2 separate regions of the Homo sapiens genome follow, and region 1 is linked to region 2. Evidence: chromatin contacts called from ENCODE Hi-C or POLR2A ChIA-PET data. All regions are on one chromosome and are shown on one strand. The core of a region is the stretch at or near the end of the contact, and the rest is flanking DNA. Distances in the headings are between cores, read along the strand shown.

Region 1 (6,888 bases), core at 2,022-4,521, 49 kb after region 2:
AAGTGTAAATGAAAGACTATTCTTTCAACCTTATTAGGACATCCTCCTAGAGTGGACCATCCTGATTTGCTTAGGAGTGAGAGATTTCTTGGGATGTGGGACGTTCAGCACTAAAACCAAGAAAGTCCTGGGCAAACCCAGATGGTTGGTCACCCAAGCAACTATACCTAGACCAGTAATCATTACCAGGAAAACACCTGAACTAGTTGGCTTAAACCAAGATTCCTGGCAAAGGGATGGGTACTTGCGATTGGTTTGGACACATGTTTCTAGTCTGTCTGTATCAGAGGCAACTGGGGGCAGATTCCCGGACCTCCAGATCTATGGATTCAGACTCTCTGGGCATGAAGATTGGAAATCAATTGTTATCAAGCAGTACAGATGGTAGTCCTACATACTTGTGCTTGGAGAAACACTGATTTAGACCTCAGCTCTGAAGCTGGGGTCAACACCCAAAATGGCATGACTAATACACAGTTGGGCAGGGCTAAGAAGGATATTAGAGAATCACACACCTGTACTCAGCTATTTTATTTCCCTGGTTTTATAGTCAAGTCATCCTGCCTCTCAGAAGGGAAGGAAACTGTTCTTAGATAAACAAACCATTTTGCATCCTAGTAATGCCCAGTGGTACTTGACTTCTCTTACTAAGTACTCATAAACCATGTCTGAGGTTCGCTCTTACTTTTTCGTCCTGGAATCAGCATCAAACTCACAACCAGTAAGTTTGTAGAAGTCATGATGTTCTTTAAAACAATTTTTTTTGAAAGTTAGAGCAGTATTTCATTGTGTTCAGTCTTTGAAGAAGCAGTATAGATATTTGAGTTTAAGAAATTGAACTCTGGTCAGGCAAACTAGGTGACGAATCTCAGCCCCTAATTTGCATATAGTGATTTTGCATATATTTGGTAACTTCTTAAAACATATCATCTGCAAAATAGAATAATGATAGAACTTACCTCATTGGACTGCTGAAAGAATTAAATGAAATAATGTTTATAAAGTTTTTAGCACAGTGCTTGTCTCATTAAATAATCAGTAAATTTTGATAATCAATATTCTGCCTCTTCATTCATTCATTGTTTGAGATATTCTGAGCACTGAGTCCCAGGGCTAGGGAGAATGCCTGGCACTAAAGAATGCAAAGATAAGGAGTAGTCCCTGCTGTTAGAAAGCTAACAGTACTGGCATTAAACTATAATGCCATTATAGTAGATTTACATATAATATACCAGGAGGAAGGAATGATTAATTTGGGGGATGATCTGGGTCCTGAAAAATAAGCAGAAGTTTTGTAGATTTCTAGATAAATATGGGAGAAGAGGGAGACAGAAGGATATTCCAGAGAAAGGGTGCAACATGAGCGTTAATAAAGGCATAGGGACACACAAGGGTAGGGCCCCTTTGTGGATGTAAGTAGTTTTGACGGGTGGAATGCAGGGTTCAGGTCAGTAGCAGTGGTGGATGATAGAGAAGTACTCAGGGGCTGACTCGGGGTTTTCTGGAAGAGTGTGGACTTTTATTCTAGAGATAGAATAGAGTTTTAAGCAGAGGAATTAGATGCCTGATCACATTTGTGTTCTGGAAAGACCAATCTGGGGACCATGAGGTGATGACTTGGAGGGTGGTGAGGCGATTAAATTTGTTAAGATCCTGAAGCAATTCAAGTGAGAGCTGATTAGGTCTTAAACCAAGAGAGGGATACAGGTTGCACAACCCTAATCTGAAAACCCAAAATCTGAAATGCTCCAAAATTTGAAATGTTTTGAGTGCCAATATGACACAAGTGAAACATTTTACACTTGATCTCATGTAACAGGTTGTGGTCAAAATGCAGGTGCACCACATACAGCTGTGATATATCCTTTCCACCGTGCCCTGAGTACCCCCCACAACAAGTCCACAGAGGGTAATAAAATGTCACATGTGAAGGCCCAATGTGCCAAAGGCAGGTTCTCCATAAAGCCCCACAATTAATAAAAATATTGTATGAAATTACTTTCAGGTTATGTGTATAAGGTGTATACAAAATGCAGGTGAATTTCATGTTTAGACTTGAATTCCATCCCCAAGGTATTCCATCATGTATATGCAAACATTCCAAAATCTGAAAAAATCCCAAATTTTAAACACGTCTAGTCCCAAGCATTTTGAATAAGTGATACTCAACCTGCATTAGGAATACAGCAGAAAGGATAGAGACAAGAGATACAAATGACAGGACTGGGTGATGGATTCGGTTTGGGGTGAGGAAAAAGGAAGATTTTGGGGGAATTCCCAGGTTTCTGTCCTGAGTGGATGGTGATATCATTGTTTCAGATAAGGGACCTACAGGGGGTGGTGGTGAAATCAGGCTTTGGACCTCTTGAATCTGGGTTTTCTGGGAGACATCCAGATGGAAATTTATAGCAAGTCACTGGGTCCACAAAGCCACACCTGAGGAGTGAGTGAGGCCAGAGCCTCCTGAAGAGATAGGCTGGGAAATCAGCAGGAAAAAGCCTTCCAGTATTGGGATTGGCGCGTGACAAAAACTGCCCGAGATGATGCCTCAGCAGAGTGTGTACACTAGAATGAGGACTAGAAACCCCAGAAAAAACAAAATTCCACAAAGCTCATTGAGGTGATTCAGTGGTGTCCTCTACATGTTTTCTCAGGTCTCAGGTCAGAATGAAACACGTTTAAACTTTTTTTTTACTCCCTCCTTTACAGTAGTTTTTACTAATTTTTCTAGTCCCTTCACTATTCACTTTCAAGTAACTGAGATTTTCTGTAAATTTTGTTTTTGAGAGGGTGAGTATATGACAATGTTCTAATTTTTAAATTACATCTTGAGAAGCTTGTTTTCTAAGTAAGTTTTTCTAGTTGTTTTCTTATGTTCAGGCAATTAGAAATTTTTAAAAATAAATTAAAAAGGAGTAATACTTCTCATAGTTAAACAGGGGTGGGGAACATGGAGGAGAGACAGACCTGAGAAATGTTTGCAGAGGGGAGAAAAATCCTGCACAGGCTATGTCCAAAGAACATTTTTAAGAGAGGGAAAGGGACGTGTTTACTGTGGTTGCTCTGGTATTTAAATGAACTGCAGCAATTCTTCCGTCTTTCTTCCCCAGCAGTTACAGAGGCAGCCTGGGAAAGATTAGAGACAAAAATCCCAGTTTCACATATGAAGAAATCAAAAAGATTCCAATAAAATTGTCTGAAAGACCTCTGCCAACTACAAACTAGAATCCATGGGTCACTGGGGAAAATCATCCTGTAACGACACAGGAAGTAAAGAACTCCAGCTAATGGTCGCCACCTAGTGGGAAACGACAGGATTTTAGGACTTGGAGATGGCCTAAAATAATTATTAGGAGTTTTGTTCATTCTTTCAATAAACATTCTTTGAGAGCATCCTATGTATCAGACACATTAATAAATACTGGGAAATATTTAGTAATTGTTTGTAGTTGGGTTTATGAACTCAGACCTCCATTTCATTTGGTGGCAAAAACTCAATCTCAGTCACTTTAGTACCTCTTTTCCCCCTGACCTGGGTAGGTCTGAGTTACAGGGTTTAGTTGTGGTGAGGAATCTGCAGAAGGAAGGGTTCATCTAGCCCTCTGCGTTATTGTCTTCAGCTGAGATTTTTTTCTTCTTTGAACATTGGCCCCCACAGGTCACTGCTGAATCAGCTCTTGTTTCTAAGCAAAGGGTTCTTTTGAGTCTGCCTCTCTCTTAGATATTTCCAATACCTTCTCAAACATTCTGCTGTTTTTGTATGGCTGTATACTGCCCCATCTGCTTAGACACACTGAACATCCATTTTTATGTTAGAGTCTTGATGCTTCCCTTGGCTTCATCTAGGAACTGGGTCACAGTTCTCTGACCTCGAATTCTCGAGATCTGTTTTGGGCTTCTTTTGCCCCATTTTCTACAGGCACAAAAGAGCTTATGTTCAGATAGCCCCATGTAGCTAGATAATAGGCTGTATGCTGGATAGCAAAGGTAGATGAAGCCAATAAGGTAAGCTGAGGACAGATAGCTGAAGATGTTTTATGTTATGCTAAAGTGTTTTGTATGTATTCATTGCAATGAGAAGGTAATTGCAATGGTTCAGGTAAGGGATAAAATGATATTAACTTGAGCATCAGAGAAGAATTATAAATTTAAAAGACAAATGGGCAGTAGAATTATCTATATTTAGAAACCCCAACCTCCCCAGCTCAAATGGCACCTCTGTGTAAATTAGTCATAAGCAGTTCCTACAGGAGAGACAATCCATGGGTATATAGCTTGGGGAGTAGAGTGTGGTGTGGATTTTATCCCACCCTTTGGCTGAGTGCCTTGGTGCCGTGAACAATCTGCCCAACCAAATGTGGTGACCCTAAATGTAGAAATGGAGAGTGGGAGGAATGATTAAGTCAGTGTCCTTAAAAGTATGTCTGGAAATAGATTTCTATTCACCAGCTTCTTTCCCTTAGGTATTTTAGAGAATGACTATGTAGGGTGAAAAGACACAGTCTGATGAGCCATGTGAGTTTCTTACTTCATTTTTTAACCTCATTAGAATTATGATACCGTCAGCAAAGATAAAAGGTTTAAGAAAGTACCTATCCCAGATAATTCTCAAGAAAAAAATCTTAAAGTTTCTAAAAAGGTTTTATTGGGAAAGTCTAAAAAATTGTCACAGCAAAGAAGAAACTAAAAAGACATAACTGGTAAATGTAATGTGATATACTGCATAGGACCCATGTACAGGGAAAGATGGTAAGTAAAAAATAAAGAACTCTGAAAAAACAATGGACTCTTAGTTAATAATAATGTATCAATATTGGTTCATCAATTGTAACAAGTGTACCATACTAATGTAAGCTGTTAATAACAGAAGAAACTGGGTGGTGGGGATATGAAAACTATCTGTACGATTATCTCAGTTCTTCTGTAAATATACAATTTTGAAAGAATTGTCTATCTTAAAAAAAGAAATAGAGGGAAGATAAATAAATATGGAAAAAAGAAAAAATTTCCTTGGTTTAGAATAACCAGATTTTACCTTGAACATTAAACAGATGAATTCACTCTAGTAGGCATTATGGGGCATATTAGGCGTGCAGCCTCACTGGGGAGATGTGCCATACACATGTGCACGAATGGATCACAAACGAGTAGTGTACATTAAATACCAAATGAGTGCAGCACAGCAGAGAATCTTGGAATTTACAAGACCAGGAAGTATCGTTGGTGGAAAGAAGAAGGATTGATTAGTGGAAGGGGAAGAGCTCAGCAATGTTCTGAGTTTTGTAAATATTTTCTCACATTCTGTGACTTGCTTTTCCATATTTTGCACAATTACCTTCTCTCTTAAACCTATGAAAAGGTGGCTGGGCGCGGTGGCTCATGTCTGTAGTCCCAGAACTTTGGGAGTCCAAGGCCGGTGGAGCACTCTAGGCTAGGCGTTGAAAGTTAGCCTGGCCAACATAGCGAAACTCTGTCTCTACTAAAAATACAAGAAATTATCCGGGTGTGGTGGCGCGCGCCTGTAAGCCCAGCTACTCGGGAGGCTGAGGCTGGAGAGTCTCTTGAACCCGGGACGCGGAGGTTGCAGTGAGCTGAGATCGTGCCACTGCACTCCAGCCTGGGCGACACAGCGAGACTCCATCTGAAACAACAACAACAACAACAACAACAAAAACTTATGAAAAGATGAATTTATTCCAAAAATTTTAAAAGCTCATCTTTTTTTCTCTTTAAAAAAACTTGTGCTCATTAGTGTGTGTGTGTATTTAGTTCTATAACATTATAATACATGTGGAGATTCAGGTAGCCTCAGGTATCCCCCACCAGAGTCAAGATACAGAGCACTTTCATCACCACTAGGATTCCTAGTATTGCGCTTTTATAACCACCTACATTTGACTCCCTCTGTCTGACACCTAACACATGAAAACCACTTAAAATTTGTCATTTAAAAATGGCATATAGATAGAATTATATAATATGTAGTCTTTTGAGATGAACTCAGCATAATTATCTAAACATTATCTAACTACAGTTCCTTCCCTTTTATTGATGAGTAGTATTCTGTGATATATGTACCACAGTTCGTTTAACCATTCACCCATTGAAGGACACCTGGGTTGCTTCCAGTTTTTGGCTGTTAGGAATATAGCTGCTGTGAACATTCATACAAATATTGTACAGGTTTTTGTATGAACATAAGTTTTTATTTCTCTGGAATAAATGCCCTAGAGTGCAATTTCTGTAATTATATGTTTAGTTTTATAAGAAACAGCCAAATTACCTTTCAGAATGGTTGCACCATTTTATATTCCCACCCGCAATGCATGAGTGATAACGGTTTCTCTGCATTCTTGCTGCATTTAGTGTTGTCACTATGTTGTATTTTAGCCATTCTCATAGACGTGTAGTGATATTGCACTGTGGTTTGTGGTTTTAATGTTTAGTTTCCTGATGGCTAATGATGTTGAACATCTTTTCATGTTTGTATTTGTCATCTGTATATTGTCTTTAGTAAATGTCTGATCATGTCATTTGTTCATTTCTAATTGGATTAGTGGTTTACCATTGAGTTATATATATATATATACACACATACACATATATGTATATATATGTATTATATATACACACACATATATATGTATATATATGTATATATATACACACACATATACATATATACACACACACACATATATGAGATACTAGCCCTTTCTAGCCTATATGATTTGCAGATGCTTTTTTCTTGCGTTGTAGATTGTCTTTTCATTCTCTTCACATAGTTTTTTTCCAGAGCAAAAATTTTAAATTTTCTTGAAGTCCAACTTACGGATTTTTCCTTTTGGGATTCATTCCTTTGTTGTCAAGTTTAAGAACTCTTTGCTA
Region 2 (6,759 bases), core at 3,978-6,477:
TTAAGAGTTGACACCATTCAAGACTGGGAGTTCAACTTGTGTTGTAATTTAGCCAATCACAGGATGAAATTCTGCATTTGATTTTCAGTAATCTGAGCCCTGGAACTGTGAGATAAGAGTCTCCTTTGGGCACACATAGATGCTTTTCAGATCATATAAATGCACCTGAGTTGAGAATTGGAATCCCTGAGCTCATCATTTTCTTTCACCACTTTGTCCAGCTGCATTAGGAACAATCAGTTAGCCTTATTATATCTGTTAGATTTCCAAAATGTTTGTAAGCATCATATACACAGTCACCTAGCTCCTTGCTTCTTATGAGTAGTTGACTATGAGTATCCAATGGAGGTATGTTGCGTATCTCTGTTGCGAGATCATGTGAACGATCATCGATTACTTTACTACTGGACATGGTCATTAAAATATTTAAATCTAACAATATTAGAGAGCTGTTTTAGTTCATTCAGGCTGCTACAACAAAATACCTTAGAATGGGTAATTCATAAACAACAGAAATTTATTGCTCACAGTTCTGTAGTCTGGGAAGTCCAAAACCAAGGCACCAACAGATTCAGTTTCTTGTGACAGCTTTCTCTCTACTTTAAAGATGGCATCTTCTTGCTGCATCTTAACATAACATAGGAGAAAACGTGCCTTTCAGTTCTTATCATGAGGGCACTAATCCTATTGATGGGGGTGGAGCCCTCATGACTTAATCACTTTTTTCAAGTCCCTATCTCTTGATACTATTACACTGAGGATTAAGTTTCAATATTTTGGGGTGATACATTCAGGTCATAGCAAGAGCCAACTCCAGAAAACCCAGAGCCAATTCAGAAAACTCATTCTTAAAATTCAATGCCTCTACAATCACTCTTGATACCAAAATCTGTGTTAGTCTGGGTTTTCCAAAGAAATAGAAGAAATAGGATATATATTTTTCCTTATTGAAATACATTTACTAGAAGGAATTGGCTCATGGGACTATGGAGGCAGAAATGCCCAAGATCTGCAGTCTGCAAGCCGGATACCCAAGAGAGCGGATGGTATAGTTCCAGTCTGAGCTCAAAGGCTTGAGAATCAGGAGGGCTGATAATACAAGTTCCTGTCCGAGTCTAAGTGTGAAGGCAGAAGAGTGATGTCTTGTGTGAACACTGATATTCCAGTTTGAAGAGAGTCAGGCAGAAACACACCCAGAGAAATGTTTAATCAAATATCTGACTGACCTGTGACTCAGTCAAATTGACACATAAAATTGACCATCATGTGGAGGATAAAAATGAAAGAAAGGATCAAAGACAGCTTTCTGTTTTCTACTTTAGATCCTTGCATGAATGGTGGCTCCATACTTTCTAGAGAGAGTATGGAAGGAAGAACAGATTTGAGGCACATCTAAGAAGTTAGGTGCTAGGCATGTTTTATGAAGCAGGTACAGGGTATCCAATTATACATCATGGCTTTTGATCTGGATTAAAGATATAGAATTGAGAGCTAGTAGTATATAAGCTTTAGAGAGAGTGGATAAAATTTCTCAGAAAAAGTATGCATAATAAGAAGAGTAGATGGTGAAGAATGGAGCTCTGGAAAATTGTTAACGTGAAAAGACAAGAAAGTTAATGGCACAGAGGCAAAATAAGGCAGAATGAGACCAGGAAGTCAAGGTAGGAGTTTTAAAAATGAGACAAAGGAAAATTGTATCATTCACTGCAGAGAGGTTATACGTGGTAAATATTGAAAAGTGTTCAACAGACATAGCAAACAGAAGATTCATGTTATATTCAGGAAGAGCAATTGCAGAGATGGAAAGGGTTGAGAAGTGACTTAGTGGAGAGGAGATAGAGACATGAAACATACACTACTCTGTCAGCAGCTTAGATTGATGGGAAGTGAAGAGATGACATAGGATGGAAATAGAGTCAAAGAAAGCTTTTAGAAAGTGCTGAGGTGAAGATTAGTGATGGGAAAAGGAATGACAAGGAACAGCTCCCTGGAGTGTTACAAGGCATAAAATCCAGGGCTTATAAAAAGGTGGGTTTTAGACACGCTGGGATCACTGCCCATTCATTTTTTTTCTCATCTAGATAAACATAGGTAAGTCTGTCGTTACAATATTCTATTGTACGTGATAACAATTTCTATTTTTTAGATATGTGAACCTTTTGTATAAGCTTAGGAAATTGCTTTACTTCATGATTTCAAAAATTATCTATATCCAAATGGATAATATATTTGAAAACGCTGCAAAATGTAAAGAGTTATATAACTTCCAGCAGCATAGTCACTGAGAATGATTTGAAAAAATATATAATTTTGTCCTTTACTCTCTACCTCAATAATGATAATAAGTCCCAGGTTATGTGTTTCTTTTGTAAGACATTCACCCTTTTTGCCTTTCTTTCTCCTTCTATTTCTTCAAAATACCCTTCAAATCACTCTTGTGCCTATGGCCCACTTTTTTCTGCACTACTCTAACAATCTTCTAACAGTTCTCTACTTTGCCAATTTCTGTCCCTAGAATCTATCCTGAATACTGTAGCCAAATTTAATTTTCTTGAAACACTAATTGTAACTTTGCTATTCTATTCACAATTTCCCAGTGGCTTTCCCAAACTCTGCCCTGCATTAAACACAAGATAAAGTTCATATTTCTTAGCCTAACATTCAAGGTATTCTATAATCTAGTCTTCACTTTCCTCTTCAACCTTCTCTCCAACTTCTACATAGCATCTGCTTATCTTCCACATTGGTCAAATTGGTGTGTTCTTTTTTTCTTGAAAGTCATATGGATGGGCCATATATTGTTTAAAAATTCAGGCACTGCACAATATTAGGAGACACCATTCAACTGCAATGTGATTGGTGCCCAGTAGGGTTGTGCACTGCACAACCTGTATAAATGTAAGTAGTGGCCCCTATTTCACAGCAGAAATATTATAGCTTCTGTCCTCCTTTCACATCATCACCTGCAGCTGAATTGCCATTTCCATTTTTTTAAAACCTGCATACAATAAAGTTGTAATAACGAGATCAAATTTAAACTCATGAACCCAGGATTCAAAGCCTTCTTTAAGCTAACCTACTTCCACCATCTAATCTTACTCTCAACTTAAATTATCCGTTATAAGTGAGTCTACAATTAAGTCTCTGCAGATAGAATGCTTACCTCTAAACGATTTCATTCTCTTTCCTTCCTTCAATCATATTTTCTTCCCACCCTTTTCCAACAATTCAAAAACAATTCATCCTTCTTTAATCAAAACAGCTTTCGCTGTCTCCACAAAATCTTCAACGATTATTCTATTCCACAATCATTCTTTCTTTCTTGAGTTACTATTAAGGTTATAATCTGTGCTGAAATATTTAACACTTGGACAATATCATTTCTTATATTCATTCATTTGTTATGCCTTACATTTTGTCAGCCACCAACTAGACCGTGATTCCTCAGTGGTTGAAATGTCAGCTTTTCTATCGGTTGTACCCCTTGAACATAATACAAAGCCATACAATACATGTTCGTTGATTTGATATTTTCACTGAGATTTAAAAAATTGTAAAGGTAACTCTTACGTTAATCTGTGAAGGTCCTTAAAAAGTTAATTTAATCTGTAATTTATAGTGTAATTTTATAGTTTTTTACTACAAAAACTATAAACTATAAACTATTATCATTTGTATTTGTATTTCATGAGAAATTAGGCTCTCATTCTTTATCTGGTGTGACTACATGAAAGCCAAGCAAAGCCAATGACTGTCTTTCTTGGAATATGAGAGACGAGGCTGCTTTTGCCTTTCTTGACCACCATGTGAAAAATACCTCCTTGAACAATGAAGTGAAATGGGTATAGAAAGAGTAGAGACATGAAGAGAGAGGGAACTATAAGGACATTCTTTGAGCTCCTCAATCTTTTTATACTTGAGATCAACTGCATCCCTAAACTATGCATTTATATGATCCAGTAAATTCCCTTTTTAGAGACTAAGCCGTCTTGGACTGCATTTCTGTTATTTTGCAACTGAAAGGGATCTGACTCAATACATATATAATATCATCCTATTATCTTGCATTTTGTATATAGAAGGCACTATGCTAGGTAACATGAATGATACTCATCCATGTGGGCAAATGGCCCATATTCTGCTACAATCTAATGAGATAGGATGTGTGCAGATAATAACATAGCACAATACATGATGGATGCCACATGGGAAGTACAAAGGGCTATGGAAATTTGGATAAAGGACCAATCCCTTTTGCCTGGAGGGGTCACAGAGGCTCCATATAGAAGGTGACATTAGAAATGGTGCAAGGACAGTGCAAAGCTTCCTCAACAAATGATGAAAGGTCTAATAATACAAGAATTTTGGTTTTGTAAAATGAGGATTAGAAATTAAGTTAGAAACATAAGTTAGGGCCAAAGAATGGATAAGGTTAACAACACTAAGATAAGGCATATGAGCTTCATTCATTAGGAAAAAAGGAGCCAAGATAGGAAAATGGTAAAAAAAAAAATTGTAAAATGCACATAATATTGAAAAAATAAAATTGGAGCTAGTATGTAATTCCAGAACTTGGGAAAGGAAGGTTTGATAGTGTGAATTATAACATTTGTAAATGTTATGAACAAATTTCCTTTGTTTATGTTTTCTTATAAATATTTTCTTACTGATATTGGTATCAGTATCAATGTCTGTCAACAAAATATATTTCTAGAGAACTATACCCACAAATATGAAGAAATTTAAATTAGTATCTGCCTTGTAAAGATTTTAATTATTTATAGTATCTGTATTCTTCAAAGATTAATCCTTTGCCCCAAACCATAAAGCAATCAGTGCTTTGATTAAGTTTGGATCAGTTTTTAGTACTTTAAAATATGTTTGTAACTTTACCCATTTAACTCAAGGGTGGGGATTATTACATTTACTTGGAATTTCCATAAGCTTGAAAGTAGAGCACATTCTTTGGGTTGTATTATTCAGGTATTTTTAGAAAATAGATTATCTTATTTCATTCATTATCCTTTATCCAGTTATACTTGGCACTCAGAAGACTTGGTTTTGCATTGTATGCACACACTTAAAAAGGAGCCAGGAGAAGTCCTCTTTCACTGCTTGTGGGTAGTAAATGACATACTGCGCAGCAGCAGCCAAGTAAAGAAGCAAACTTACCACAGAATCATGAGACAGCCCCATCTGTAATTCTGGGTGTAGCTGTGGTCACACGCCAAGCCTTTGCTCTGGAGGAGTTAAATAGGACTCCTTCCCAGAACTTCTGAGAACAGCCATATCAGGGCTCCACTTGTCCGTCCTGACCTGATGCCAAGTATTTGATGACCAGTGGCTCAGAGACTCAGAAAGATCTCTTCTACCTAGCAACTGCTTGTCTGGCCCCAATTCACTTATCAACGGCCATGCTGCTCTGTGACAAAGAAATGTCTTCATATGGAGAACCAGGACCTGCTTTAATAATCCTGAGAAGAGTGAAGAATTAAATTACATTTTGTTTTCCCTACTGGTAGGGTCATGGAAACTTATTACATGCACTTTAGAAAGATTTCCACTTAAAGAATGTTAAAATTAAAGAAAAGTTTTGTGTGGAAAGGGTAACCGTCAGGTATCTGAGAAAGAAAAAAAAAGCAGCTGCTGCTAATCTTCTCTCCTTAAAGACTGACTGAATAAAAATCACCAAATAGGAATTTTTATATTGAATTTGTAATGCAAGCCTGAAAAGCTGAACATGTTTCAAATTTGAGAATCTCCATAAAGCAATTATAGCTGATGTGAGTTCAGTAAATAACATATATTACATACATCTTATTCTAATCTTCTGTTGTGACTTAAGATTATAGTTCACTTAGGATTACACTGAGGCTGGGAAAAAAAAGCAATAGAGGGTGTGAAATTCTAGGGACAAGGTACCTGAGAGAGAATGCTGTTTCTTAGGAGTGGTTCTGCAGGAAATAGTGGCTTTATTGTTGCTAGCAGGCCTAAAGGGCGTCTTCCTTTTGTTTATTTCTTTTATTTCCTATGTACTCATCTGTGTTAGTATTAATGAATTACTCTTTGCTTAAGCACACCATATAAGAGCCTATTTTCCCCATAGCCTGGAACGTTGCCACCACTACCACAAGATGAAACAAGCATGAAAGATTGAGAAGTGCTGCGGTGAAGCAACATTCTCCTTTATTTTCTTTGCTCTTCAGATAATAATGACTCTGGGGAAGGGAGAGAAACTCCAGAACTACTTTGTTCTCTTCAAAGCCCAAGCCTCGGGAGAAAAAGTAAGACGACAAGACACCTCTCAAGCCAGGGGCCTCAAAACACACCAGCCCTGTGCTGGTGTCCTTATTTTATCATATTGATGACGCTGAGTTCAAAAATCCTTTACTTTAAAAAAAAAATAGCTATGAGCAATAGATAGAAAAAAAAGAAACACTTAGAAAACAAACCCACCTTAATGGTGACATTTAAATCAAATGAACCTCCGTTCATTAAATTAAACAAACCTCAGTTCTTTTCATGTACATTTTAAAGTACATTTCTTCTTGGACAATGCAGAATTTTAAGTGTACAAGAAGGAAATACTAATGAAAGGGAATGAAATACCTCTGGATTCTCATCAAGCAATCAAATACTGTAAACAAAGGGAACACATCTTTGCAAATGTTGGATGTACATAGATAAGTAAAGGTTTTCTAGGGTTTCCTGTTAGTTGGCCATCTGCTTTCTAGTAAACAAACAAATGTGGACCCTTTG

What was found. Hi-C counts contacts between places; a loop is a spot of excess contacts on that map. ChIA-PET counts read pairs that join two places held with the same protein, here RNA polymerase II (POLR2A). Pooled maps may share reads with other maps.
Region 1: a loop to region 2 is called in a map of heart right ventricle, with 2.6 times the contacts of the local background. The contact joins two enhancer-like sites. A Hi-C loop is called at or near these places in 16 of 168 maps with a recorded cell type or tissue (IMR-90, K562, Right ventricle myocardium inferior and 7 more), 2 of 37 single-sample maps with no recorded cell type and 6 of 50 pooled maps. POLR2A ChIA-PET finds 5 or more read pairs at or near these places in 3 of 52 experiments (K562, OCI-LY7 and activated T-cell).

Annotation. Positions count from the first base shown.
Region 1 is chr3:168,162,545-168,169,432 of GRCh38, forward strand. No RefSeq gene overlaps it. Among named protein-coding and RNA genes, the nearest start is that of GOLIM4, 70 kb to the left of the region's middle. Within about 2 kb of position 3,272, at least 3 of the 41 ENCODE cell types and tissues checked have a DNase peak (open chromatin) inside an H3K27ac peak, as active enhancers do; they include heart right ventricle, where a contact is called at or near this core.
Region 2 is chr3:168,111,191-168,117,949 of GRCh38, forward strand. No RefSeq gene overlaps it. Among named protein-coding and RNA genes, the nearest start is that of GOLIM4, 19 kb to the left of the region's middle. RefSeq lists a cis regulatory region at 5,039-5,539. Within about 2 kb of position 5,228, at least 8 of the 41 ENCODE cell types and tissues checked have a DNase peak (open chromatin) inside an H3K27ac peak, as active enhancers do; they include heart right ventricle, where a contact is called at or near this core.